Linked DNA regions of Homo sapiens: all the other regions are linked to region 3. Evidence: chromatin contacts called from ENCODE Hi-C or POLR2A ChIA-PET data. All regions are on one chromosome and are shown on one strand. The core of a region is the stretch at or near the end of the contact, and the rest is flanking DNA. Distances in the headings are between cores, read along the strand shown.

The links. A loop is a pair of places that touch in the nucleus more often than their neighbours do. ChIA-PET counts read pairs that join two places held with the same protein, here RNA polymerase II (POLR2A). Pooled maps may share reads with other maps.
Region 1: a map with no recorded cell type shows a loop between it and region 3 (2.1-fold over the local background). The contact joins two enhancer-like sites. A Hi-C loop is called at or near these places in 2 of 168 maps with a recorded cell type or tissue (cardiac septum and posterior cingulate gyrus), 4 of 37 single-sample maps with no recorded cell type and 9 of 50 pooled maps. POLR2A ChIA-PET finds 5 or more read pairs at or near these places in 3 of 52 experiments (AG04449, Panc1 and activated CD4-positive, alpha-beta T cell).
Region 2: a map of CD4-positive, alpha-beta memory T cell shows a loop between it and region 3 (2.8-fold over the local background). The contact joins two enhancer-like sites. A Hi-C loop is called at or near these places in 1 of 168 maps with a recorded cell type or tissue (CD4-positive, alpha-beta memory T cell) and 5 of 50 pooled maps. POLR2A ChIA-PET finds 5 or more read pairs at or near these places in 3 of 52 experiments (activated T-cell, common myeloid progenitor, CD34-positive and endothelial cell of umbilical vein).

Annotation. Positions count from the first base shown.
Region 1 is chr13:24,125,782-24,129,383 of GRCh38, forward strand. It overlaps a transcript of SPATA13 not described here. Among named protein-coding and RNA genes, the nearest start is that of SPATA13, 33 kb to the right of the region's middle. Within about 2 kb of position 1,435, at least 5 of the 41 ENCODE cell types and tissues checked have a DNase peak (open chromatin) inside an H3K27ac peak, as active enhancers do.
Region 2 is chr13:23,965,160-23,968,924 of GRCh38, forward strand. LOC105370115 (a long non-coding RNA gene) reads left to right here. Exons shown (of 5, transcript XR_941753.2): 5 at 3,481-3,765. Among named protein-coding and RNA genes, the nearest start is that of C1QTNF9B, 70 kb to the left of the region's middle. Within about 2 kb of position 1,597, at least 5 of the 41 ENCODE cell types and tissues checked have a DNase peak (open chromatin) inside an H3K27ac peak, as active enhancers do.
Region 3 is chr13:24,048,198-24,051,972 of GRCh38, forward strand. It overlaps a transcript of SPATA13 not described here. Among named protein-coding and RNA genes, the nearest start is that of SPATA13, 110 kb to the right of the region's middle. Within about 2 kb of position 2,359, at least 12 of the 41 ENCODE cell types and tissues checked have a DNase peak (open chromatin) inside an H3K27ac peak, as active enhancers do.

The sequences.
Region 1 (3,602 bases), core at 185-2,684, 77 kb after region 3:
CAGGAGGCAGAAGGACACAGGAAGCCTAGTGCTGTTGTTGACAATAGGTGCTCATTAAACTTCTGGTCAATTAACTGGAAGAGTAAGGAAAAGACGAATGGAAGGCAAAAGGGGGCCCACTCTGGAATGTGGATTTCAAATGTTCCCTATTGCCTATGCTTTTCCCTGCAGCTGAGAGCAGCTGCCTTTGGCTCTGCTCCTGGCTTGGGCCCTGTGGTTCTTGGGGAGGTACGAATAGAGCAGGGGAGCCAGGAGCCCTGTATCAAACAGGCGAGAGTCTTGCATCTTCCTTTCTGATGCATTCTAGAAGTGATGAGAAAGCATCTTCCTCCACTCCCAGTCTGTTGCAAGATCCTGCTGGAATTCCACTCACTTCTCTGCCCTCACTTGCTACAGGGACTTCCTCTCCAGGATGAAGTCATGGGGGCAGGAGCCATGGGGAGCCTTTGCGGCTGTGACCCATGATTGAGTCTGGGGGAGGGGTAGCTGGAGGTGGGGTACAGCCTAAGGCCAATGAAACAGTTTTTCACAGCATTAACTTAATGGGAAATGGAGGGACTCACAAGCAGATCTTGGACTTATGACTGCCACACTCTGCTCTGACCTGTGGGGCTGACAGATTGCTCCTCAGTAGATGTTGGACTTGGGTAACTTTCTCCTTCATGTCCCTTAAAACCCACGACAATTGTGTCTATTCTGGAGTTTCCCTGGCAAGAGAAAGTGAGCGAAAAATAAGCATTTACGTATATATATTTGTGTGTGTGTGAGAGAGAGAGACAGACTCCCAGGGCGCAGGACAGAGACAGGTTCTGTCACTCAGGCTGGAGTGCAGTGGTATGAATATGGCTCACTGCAGCCTAGAGCTCCTGGGCTCAAGGGATCATCCCACCTTAGCCTACTGAGTAGCTGCAACTACAGGTGTGTGCCACCATGCCCAGCTAATTTTATATTTTTTTGTAGAGATGCAGTCTCACTATGTTGCCCAGGCTGGTCTCAAACTCCTGGGCTCAAGAGATCCACCTGCCTTGGCCTGTCAGCTTGGGGATTTGGTTACAGGCATGAGCCACTGCACTCAGTCCATTATTTTTATTATTAACTTAGCAGCTCTAGGAATCTTTACCCTAAACGTTTTCTCTCTCTAGAGATCATAATGGGAAGACTGGAGATTGTGAAATCAAACAAAAATGGGTTTAAATCCTTTCACATTTGTTATCTAATGTGTGGTCTTATCTCATCTCTCTGAGACCAGTTCCGAGGTTTGTATAATGAAGTTAGTAATATTACCTCCTTAAAGCATTGAGGATTTAAGTGGAGAATACCAGTGTTGAGGTAGAAATGCCAGTCAATCCTGGCAGGAAGGGGGATGACTAGAGGACTGTTTAATAAGGGAGTTATTTACAAAGGTGTGGCCAGGGTAGGAAGCAACAGGGACAGAGCTTACCCAGGCTGGTAGCAGTGAGGCCACCCTCTCCAGCTCTGAGGGGGTGGGAGTAGGGCATTGCCAGAACCTGCCTTGCAGGTACTGTGTGACCTTTAGTCAAGAGACAAAGCCATCCCACAATGACACCAGCAGGGAGGAGTTGACAACCAGCGTCATTTCCTTCTCTCTCCCTCCAGTTCCCTGCCTGGGCTCCCTCCCCATTGCTGAAATCCAACCAGAGGCCAGAGGGTAGGGGAGCCCCCGTAGGTAGTCTACTGAGAACAGCCTCTGGGGACAGCAGCTGGAGAAGGGTGAACCATAGAGTGAACCAAGGAGACAGAAGATCTCCAGCACAGCAAGAGCTCAAGAAATGAGATGACTGTGATGAGTCATTCAAGTTCAGTTTAGAGCCTTCCAGCCCATAGCTGGTAAGTTTCTTGAGAACAGGCATTTTTGTTTTCTCACAAAGCATTGGTAAATCTCCATACAGATAATATGCGCCCATCAATGGTTGCTGAACAGTGATCAGGTTCTGAAAAAAAGCAAAAAATACTGACTTGTGAGCAAGTTTAACATTTGAAGTTCAAAGACAATGGTATCATAAATTTAAATTGCACAGCAAGGAATAAAAACAAGACAGGCATCAAGTCTGGTACAGCTTCATTTATTTCTTACTCTTCCTACCGAATTGAGTTTGCATCCAGGTACTCCTCATGCCTCCGTTGGCAGAATGATGATGTAATGAACGAACAGCATTTACAGTAAATGACAGCAAATTGCTCTGTAATTCAAGGGCTAACCCATGTGCCACACAATGATCTTTTGATGTCTGTGAATTTCTTCAAGGTGGGTGGGGAAGCTTTTTGCTTGTAGGGAAGGCTCTGGATGGACTGAGCCTCTGACATATCAACTGTAAATCCTGGAGTCCTGGGGCTTTATTCGGAGGAAGAAAGCACCTTCTACAGGCAGCAGTAGAGTGGACTGTCCCAGAATCGAGCCCACTGCCCTGAGAATTGGACTCCACAATGGCCAGTTGGACATTGTCCTTGTGCCCGGAGGGGTGACCTACACGTGGGACAGGAAAGGACATTGTGGCTTCATCACCAGAAATGCTCTGCCAGGTCTGTCCTTCTGGAACTTGCCTAACCTGCTCTGCAAAGGTTTCAAGATGTTCTAATGCATCCACTTTAATTTATTCAAACCCCAATGTACGGTCAGATTTTTCTGGCTTCTGGCTAGCTAGGTGAAGAGAAGGGTGTTGCTCAGAGGTAATTAAATGGTGGGGCAGAGCCATTAGGAAAGTGCATGGGTCCAGGTCATGCTTCTCAGGCCTCAGGTAGCTTTCTGAGAATAGCCTGTCTTTCGGCATCCCAAACTAAGGCCTCCACAGCCACGCCGGGCCCCAGAAATCTGCATTCTAACACTCCTCGCTGATGTGGACAGGCCTTGTTGTGGAAACAGGACTCCCGGGAGCAAGAGAACCAAAAAGTATATTTCAGGAGAATTTAAACATAAAAAAAGTCCTACCTTATTTAAAAAAAAAAAAAAAACTGCTTACTTCCCTTAAAAAATACGTACCTAAGGTTAGCCACTTGCACTTATTTGTAGAATAATCGCATTGTGCTTACATTTCTTGCAAGCAAAATGTCATTTTATTACCAATTGATCTGGCAAGAAAACAAGTGAGCTAAAACCTTTTTATACTTTTTTTTCTCACCCAAGATCAAGTAATGATTGGTTCCACTAAAGGCTTAGTAGAACAGCCCATCTGTGTGACTGCTGCAAAAGTGGGTGACAAACTCTACACCGGGGTAAGTGACCCTTTCTGTTGTTGTCACCCTGTGGCACCGCACCATCTGTTTGTTGAATTCCTCTGATAGGCTGACTTCTAATGATCCTATACTTTAAAGAAGTGGCTTCTGCAGCATGGGCTTTCAATCCAAAGTCCAGGTGGTGTGGGCTGAAAAAAGGAACTGTCCAGACTCTGGTGCTAGTGTCGGGTGGGTTTCCACAGTCCACGCTGAATGCTGGGGGTCAGAGGAGCAGCCAACCATCAAAGTCTGAGTACAGCGTCTGTCCCATGTGAGCATGAGGGAAAGGGAATCCCAGATCTGACTTTCATCCTTCAATTCCCATGCTCAATTATTTTTAACTTCCATGTTTCAGGATGGAAAAAAATTGC
Region 2 (3,765 bases), core at 347-2,846, 84 kb before region 3:
GTTAGATTTTTTTTAACATACAATTCTTCAAGAATAAACTTGATGCCATTGTCAGCAAACTGAACTGCCACCCAGCTTTACTTTATGTTTATTTTCCTTTATACTTCTATTTACCTATGGCTTCTGGTAAGGCATCCAACCTAATTATTCACTAGATTTTTAGTCAACACTTAGTATGTACCAATCCTTGTTTTCATCACCAGGAGCGCAAAATTGACAACGCTCCTTGAGGCATTTGATCTAATTGGATGGCATTAGATGGCTCATGTCTAAGTGATTTCGAGTGCCCTCTCCTCTCCTTGGGCCTTTGGCAATGTCTGTAGGTGTTTTTGATTGTTATAAATAGGGGTTAAGGAACAAATGTGCTCCTGGCATCTGGTAGGTGGAGTCCAGGAATGCTGCCAAACATTCTGCTGTGCACAGAACAACCCCCTAGCAAAGAACGATCTGACTCCAAATGTCCATAGTGCTGAGATGGAGAAACACCGCCTAGAAGGAATGATGAACACAGAAACAGATGAGTCTGAAACAAGGGGATAAATACAGTAAAAAATTGATAGTCTATTACTAGAGTACCATTAGTACTGTTAGTGGCTCTTCTATTAGTAGAAAGCTTGTTTTTGAAGATGTATTCCTTCCTGTATAGTTCCATAGCTACATTAAAACATTTTTATCGTGGAAGATTTTAAGCATGCAAAAAATAAAAGAGTTAAACTCATTTTCCACCTTCAGCCATTACCAACTTCATCAATTTTGTTTCATATGTACTCACCCCCTCCCACTTTGACAGGTTATTCTAAAACAAACTTGCACATCATATACTTTAATTTGCAACCACTTCAAGTGTATACCTCAAAGAGATAAGACATTCTTTTCAAAAATACAACTCTTTATTTTTAATCACAGCAAAAACATTCCTTAATGCATGGATACATTCTTTACATGACAAAACAAGAACAAAAACAAAAGACCCCATGGGTTTTTTGGTTTGATGTTATTAAGACATCTGTCCCATCTCCCTCCCTGTATCTTTATCTTGAGTTGAGCAGGAGAGGTATTGAAATCTTTCTTCTTTTATGTATCTTGTTGATTGGTGGCATATCTATCAGAGTACTCCATGCTGACCGACGCTACCTGGGCAGTGATTTAACCTGCAAACTTTGCCGATTTCTGTATGTTAGGGGTTTGGACCGGTGCTTGTTTTAGTGTGCCTGGCACAGGATTTTTGTCTGACTTGGCCCCAGCCTGCGCACTGACTGCCCATCCCGCACCCCATGACCAAGTTTTCCCTGGATACATGATTTTTTTTAACTGGCAGGCCCCCAAGTGATACTTTTCTCTGTCTTTGTACCAGTTGATTCTAACAACAGACTTTTTCTCTGGAGACTGACATCCCTCACAGAATGGTGGCAACTACCCTAATGGCTTTTAAAGGGTCAACCCTTGCCTACCATTTTAGAAAGCAAATTTTGTTCTTGAAAGATGTTCAGAAACAAATGGGGGAAAAAGCAAGCAGTAAACAAATGTATAAGAATATGCTAACAACTCAGAACAAAACTGAAACCAAAAGTTCATTTACCAGGATCAGAAACACAAACAAAGACTTTTTATCTATTCTGGCAAGTCATTTCTAGTAAAAAGACAGTTTGCGTGACTTGCCAGAATACATAAAAAGTCTTTTATAGTCCCAGAAGGGATACGAGAGCCTTTACTACAGTGACTTAACCCACTCAGGTCCTAAATAAGCTCAACAGACAGCTGCTATCAAAGGAAGGAAGCCTGACCTGAGAGATGTACCTGGGTAGAAAAAAGGCAATCCGCGGAAGTACAGCTCAATTGTGTGTACCTCGTCTTGTCCCAAAGGTTGCCGATCTGTTTTAAAGGTACCCTTGTTTCATCCCACTTCTGACCACAGAGTATGTCAACCTAAAAAAAAAGACACTTAAGAATCTTACTTCCAGATATGTTGAATTTATTCAGGAGTGGAAAAAGTGGTTTATCAGAGATTCACAGAGTGGCAACCCACAAGTGCCATCTGCTGAAAGGTAAAGGGACGCTTTTTTTTAGCAGGAAGAGAGAGGTTCATGTAACCTACTTAGGAACAGAGTTTATTGGTTCCAAAGGCATGAAGTCAGAGTTGTCATCAGTTTATCGGCGGAGATGCTGTTACTGGGGCAAGTATTCCTTAGAGTATTTTATTGGAATTATTACAGCCCTAAAGAGTGTCTAGTAATGCACTTTTTTTTTAGTTAAATGAGATATATTATTACAATTAATTTTACCTACTTTCTATTTTTCTTTTTTTTTTTTTTGAGATGGAGTCTTGCTCTGTCACCCAGGCTGGAGTGCAATGACACAATCTCGGCTCACTGCAACCTCCACCTCCTGGGTTCAAGCAGTTCTCCTGCCTCAGCCTCCCAAGTAGCTGGGACTATTGGCGTGTGCCATCAAGCCTGGCTAACTTTTTTGTATTTTTAATAGAGACGGGGTTTCACTGTGTTAGCCAGGATGGTCTCGAACTCCTGACTTTGTGATCCACCGGCCTCGGCCTCCCAAAGTGCTGGGATTACAGGAGTGAACCACCATGCCCGGCCTTTTTAAAATTATTATTATACTTTAAGTTATTGGATACATGTGCAGAATGTGCAGGTACCATGGTGGTTTGCTGCACTCATCAACCTGTCATCTACATTAGGTATTTCTCCTAATGCTATCCTTCCCCTAGACCCCCACCCTGCGACAGGCCCCAGTGTGTGATGTTCCCCTCCCTGTGTCCACATGTCCTCATTGTTCAACTCCCACTTATGAGTGAGAACATGTGTTTGATTTTCTGTTCCATGTGTGTTTGTTGAGAATGATGGTGTCCAGCTTCATCCATGTACCCGCAAAGGACATGAACTCATCCTTTCTTATGGCTGCATAGTATTCTATGGTGTATATGTGCCCCCATTTTCTTTATCCAGTCTATCATTGATGGGCATTTGGGTTGGTTCCAAGTCTTTGCTATTGCGAACAGTGCTGCAATAAACATACATGATGCATTTTTTTTTTCAGACTGAGTCTTGCTCTGTTGCCCAGGCTGGAGTGCAGTGGTGTAGTCTCTGCTCACTGCAACCTCTGCCTTCTGGGTTCAAGCGATTCTCCTGCCTCAGCCTCTGGAGTAGCTGGGATTACAGGTGTGCACCACCACCCTCAGCTAATTTCTGTATTTTTAGTAGAGACGGGGTTTCAACATGTTGGCCAGGCTGGTCTTGAACTCCTGACCTCAAATAATCTGCCCACCTTGGCCTCCCAGAGTACTGAGATTACAGGCGTGGGCCACCACGCCCAGCCTAGTGATACAGTTTCTACAGTCATTTGTCATTTGAAGCAAATTGGAAAGGTGAAAAAGCTCGATAAGTTGGTGCCTCGTGAACTGACTGAAAATTTAAAAAAAGAAAATCACCATTTTGAGGTGTCGTTTTCTCTCATTCTATGCAGCAACAATGAACCATTTCTTGATTGGATTGTGATGTGACGAAAAGTGGATTTTATACGACAACCGGCAATGACCAGCTCAGTGGTTGGACCAAGAAGACGCTCCAAGGCACTTCCCAAAGCCAAACTTGCACCAAAAAAGGTTATGGTCACTATTTGGTGGTCGTCGGCTCGTCTGATCCACTGCAGCTTTCTGAATGCCAGTGAAACCATTGCCTCTGAGGAGTGTACTCAGCAAATTGATGACATGCACTGAAAACTCCAGCGCCTGCAGGCAGCATTGATCAA
Region 3 (3,775 bases), core at 1,109-3,608:
CAAGTGGACACATAAAATTCACTATCACACATTATGGTGTAGTGTTGTCTCACTATGCTTTTAATTTGCATTTCCCAGATGACTGTTGCATTTTTAGCATTACGTTATATTGTTTAGAAAATAAGATACAATATAATATACAAAGCAACATGTAACTAAACATATAAAGCAAAAGCTAATAAAAATATATAAACAGAACTTGGTAAAGCACAAATATAATGAATGATTTTAAATATTTTCATTTAATAATTTAGTAGATCTAGTAAACTAATCAAGGATGAAGAGGATCTTACATTCATAATTTCGTGTAATAATACATATAAAATTTACATCCTACAAATATGGAATATATAACTTTCTCTTATTTTTTTCTCCTTTGTACTTTATAAAATTTCTAAAATTCAGTTAGGTTCTTGATGATGAAAACATTTCAGATAGTTCAGGAAAGTAGAGATTTTAGAGTCATCAGTCTCTGATCAAAATTAAAAAAAAGATAAATAAATTGTATAAAGACCCAAGCTGAACCGTTTAATATCAGAGTGCACTCTCATAAAGTGTCCCTAAAGCAAAGGAGAAGTCAAGGCTGAAATTCCAAGTTAAAGAAATAGTAATTCAAACTAGAAGACCTTGTAGCAAATTTATCGCATCCAGGAAAAGTTGTATTTAGAGGAAATAGCTTCAGATAACTTCTTTATTATAGAAGAAAATTAAAACTACAAGTTAGAATTCATGTTAGGAAACTCAAAGAAAAAAATGACAAAACAAAACAAAAGGACCTATGAAAAGGAAATTAATTGGGATAGGAACTGATATTAATGAAGTAGACACAGGGGCTACCAAATGGTTACTTAAATTCAGGATTAAGGTTAAAAAGATAAGAAATGTCTAAAGTCTTCTAACCCTGGACATGATGAGGAGCCTAGAACAAGTGTATTGATTCTCCAGTTGTTTTATCTCCTTTGCTGTAAAATATGAACAACAGCAGCAGTAACAACAGCAATACCGTTGTGCCCAGCATGACAACATTTTAGTCACTGATGCCTCGCCTACAGGACAGCAGCCCCATGACATTATAATACCACATTTCTATGCCTTTTCTACATTTGGGTGTGTTTAGATGCACGAATACTTACCATTGTGTTACAGCTGCCTACAGTACTCAGTACAGTAACGTGTGCAGGTTTGTTGCCTGGGAGCAATAGGCTACAACGTGCAGCCTCGCTGTTTGGTGGGCTACATTATCTAGGTTTGTGTGAGTACGCTCCGTGTTGTTCACACAGCAACAACATCGCCTACATTTCTCAGAATGTAGCCCCATTAGTAAGAAATGCATGACTAGACCTAAGAAGGTGTTGGTGGTCACAGTAACGTTTAAAATGTAACATGCTGTAATGCAACTTAAGCAGTACATGCAATATCTAGGAGGCCTGTATAGGGAGTCTGTAATATACATGCAATGATACCAACCTCAGGCTACTAAAAACACGAAACTGATGGGCTGTGAAGGGAGTGGATGATCTGTTTGTCAGCAAGGCATGTGCACCACATGTGTAAATATCCTGAAGAAAGTACCTCAAGTGTCTGTCATGCAGCCAACAGACAGTATCTGCAGGGCCCTTTACAAACCAGGAAGAGGGAAATCGGATTCTTTCCATTTGCAGACATTTTCAGACTCGTTCTTTCTTTCTTTTTTGAGACAGAGTCTTGCTCTGTCGCCCAGGCTGGAGTGCAGTAGCACAATCTCAGCTCACTGCACCCTCTGCCTCCCCGGTTCAAGCAATTCTCCTGCCTCAGCCTCTCAAGTAGCTGGGATTACAGGTGCCCACCACCACGCCCAGCTAATTTTTGTATTTTTAGTAGAGATAGGGTTTCACTGTGTGGCCAGGCTGGTCTCGAACTCCTGACCTTGTGATCCACCCACCTTGGCCTCCCAAAGTGCTGGGATTACAAGTGTGAGCCACCATGCCAGGCCTTTCAGATTCTTTCTGAACCATCTGGGGAAGTCACAGTATTGATAATGGCCATGAATTTATGAGAAACTGTTAAGTATAATAGATATTAAAAAATAGAAAGTTGATTTTTAGTTGGTAACAAAAGACTAAAATCTTTAATGCACTCTAGTTCCTTGAAATCTGATAATGCTGACGAGTCAGTTTCCGGAGCCAAATTTCCCCGCTTGACTCATCCTCACAAGAAATCAGATATCCTTGTTATAAGAGGAGAGCATCAACACAAAACAAAAACAGCACGGATGGGCTGCCTCATGCTGTATAGGATTCGAGACCCAGGAGCCATAGCTTAGGGGCCACTGTCCCTGGTCAGGCACACAGACAGGAAAGGAGGAGGGACCCAGCTGGCATGTGGCTGGAGCAGCACCCAGGACACAGCATGGCAGCTGGCCAGGTCTCAGCCCTGGACAAGAATCCACAAGAGGCGAAGGCATTTTCTGTGCTGTGCCTCAGCCAGAAGTTCCAATGCAGGGATGTGGAGGCATTTTCTAAAACTTGCCTTTGTCTTGCTCCAAGTGCAGGCACCATGCATAATGCTGACGAGCATGGTCTGTGACTCCCGCGCTGGCAGGACTTTATGGCCAAGGTGCCTCATGCCACCCACCACGTGTGGTAGTGGCAGTCATTTGTGTAACACTCAGACACCCAAATAAAGGGGCAAGCATCCTAAACTGGTGCAGCTTTACTGTCCTGGGAGGCCTTACCCACTTCTCAAAAGAATGTGCTATTTGCTGACTTCAGTACTAAAATATCTGAGTTGTGTTACCTGAGGGTTTTCCAGCTGTTTTTGCAGGTGAGTGTACTGTGAGCTAAGCAGGCTATAGACCCATATCTGCCATCCACCAGCTGGGTAGCTGTGGGAGCACCTCTTTCCTTCTCCGGATTTCCCCCACCTTTTATGAATGTCACTGAGCAAATGAACTCCAAGTGAGCACTGCTGGGGCTAGCCTCCTGAAGTTTTTGGAGACCCTAGTTCTGCTCCCCAGTCTCCACGCAGCACATACCTTGTTGCAGTGGCCACCTGACCTTCCAAGAGGACATGAACAGCAGGAAGTGATTTCCAATCACGTTGGACATGCTGTGCCTGCAGCCGGCAGGACTTCCTGGTCCTGGCATTTCAGGTGAATGACCCTTGTCTGGGGTTGAAGATGAATCTTCCCCAGGTCCTCTTAAGGACTGCCTGGCATCCCTCCCTATCTCCTTTCAGCCACACCAGGTACAGCCTGCCAGGCTCTCGCCTCCAGTTTCACACATCCTTGCACCTGCCTGGGCGATGGCACTTGGGACATACTCATGCACACCCAACCCTTAGGGGAGGAGATTATGCCCAGTGGGTGGTCCATAGAAGGAAGCCAGGGAGTAAATGCTTCCTCCGTCTCCCTGCTGGTCTAGTAGAGTGGAGCCAGCGGAGACAATGCTCCCTGTTTGGGGATGGAGGGGTGGGGACTTAGGGGCAAGGGGAAGCTGAGAAGAGATTACACAGAGGAGATGATATGAGGCGAATCTTCAGAGGTGGGAGCTTTAGGGGGGAAGTGGTAGCGATTGGAGTCAGAGGCAGCAGTGCTATCAAAAGTCTAGGCTGCAAGAGCCTGCTAAGAGTTATGTTCTCCAGGGCAGGGCAGAGGGAGATGCCCAAGGGACAGAGGAGGCAGTGGCCGCCAGCCTGGGGTCCTAGGAGTTCCCCGGCACCTGTTCCTCCTCCTCAGCCCCGGCCCACCCCTGCAGCTCCTCACCAGGTTCAGACGTCCTGGCTCTGGTCCTCCCAC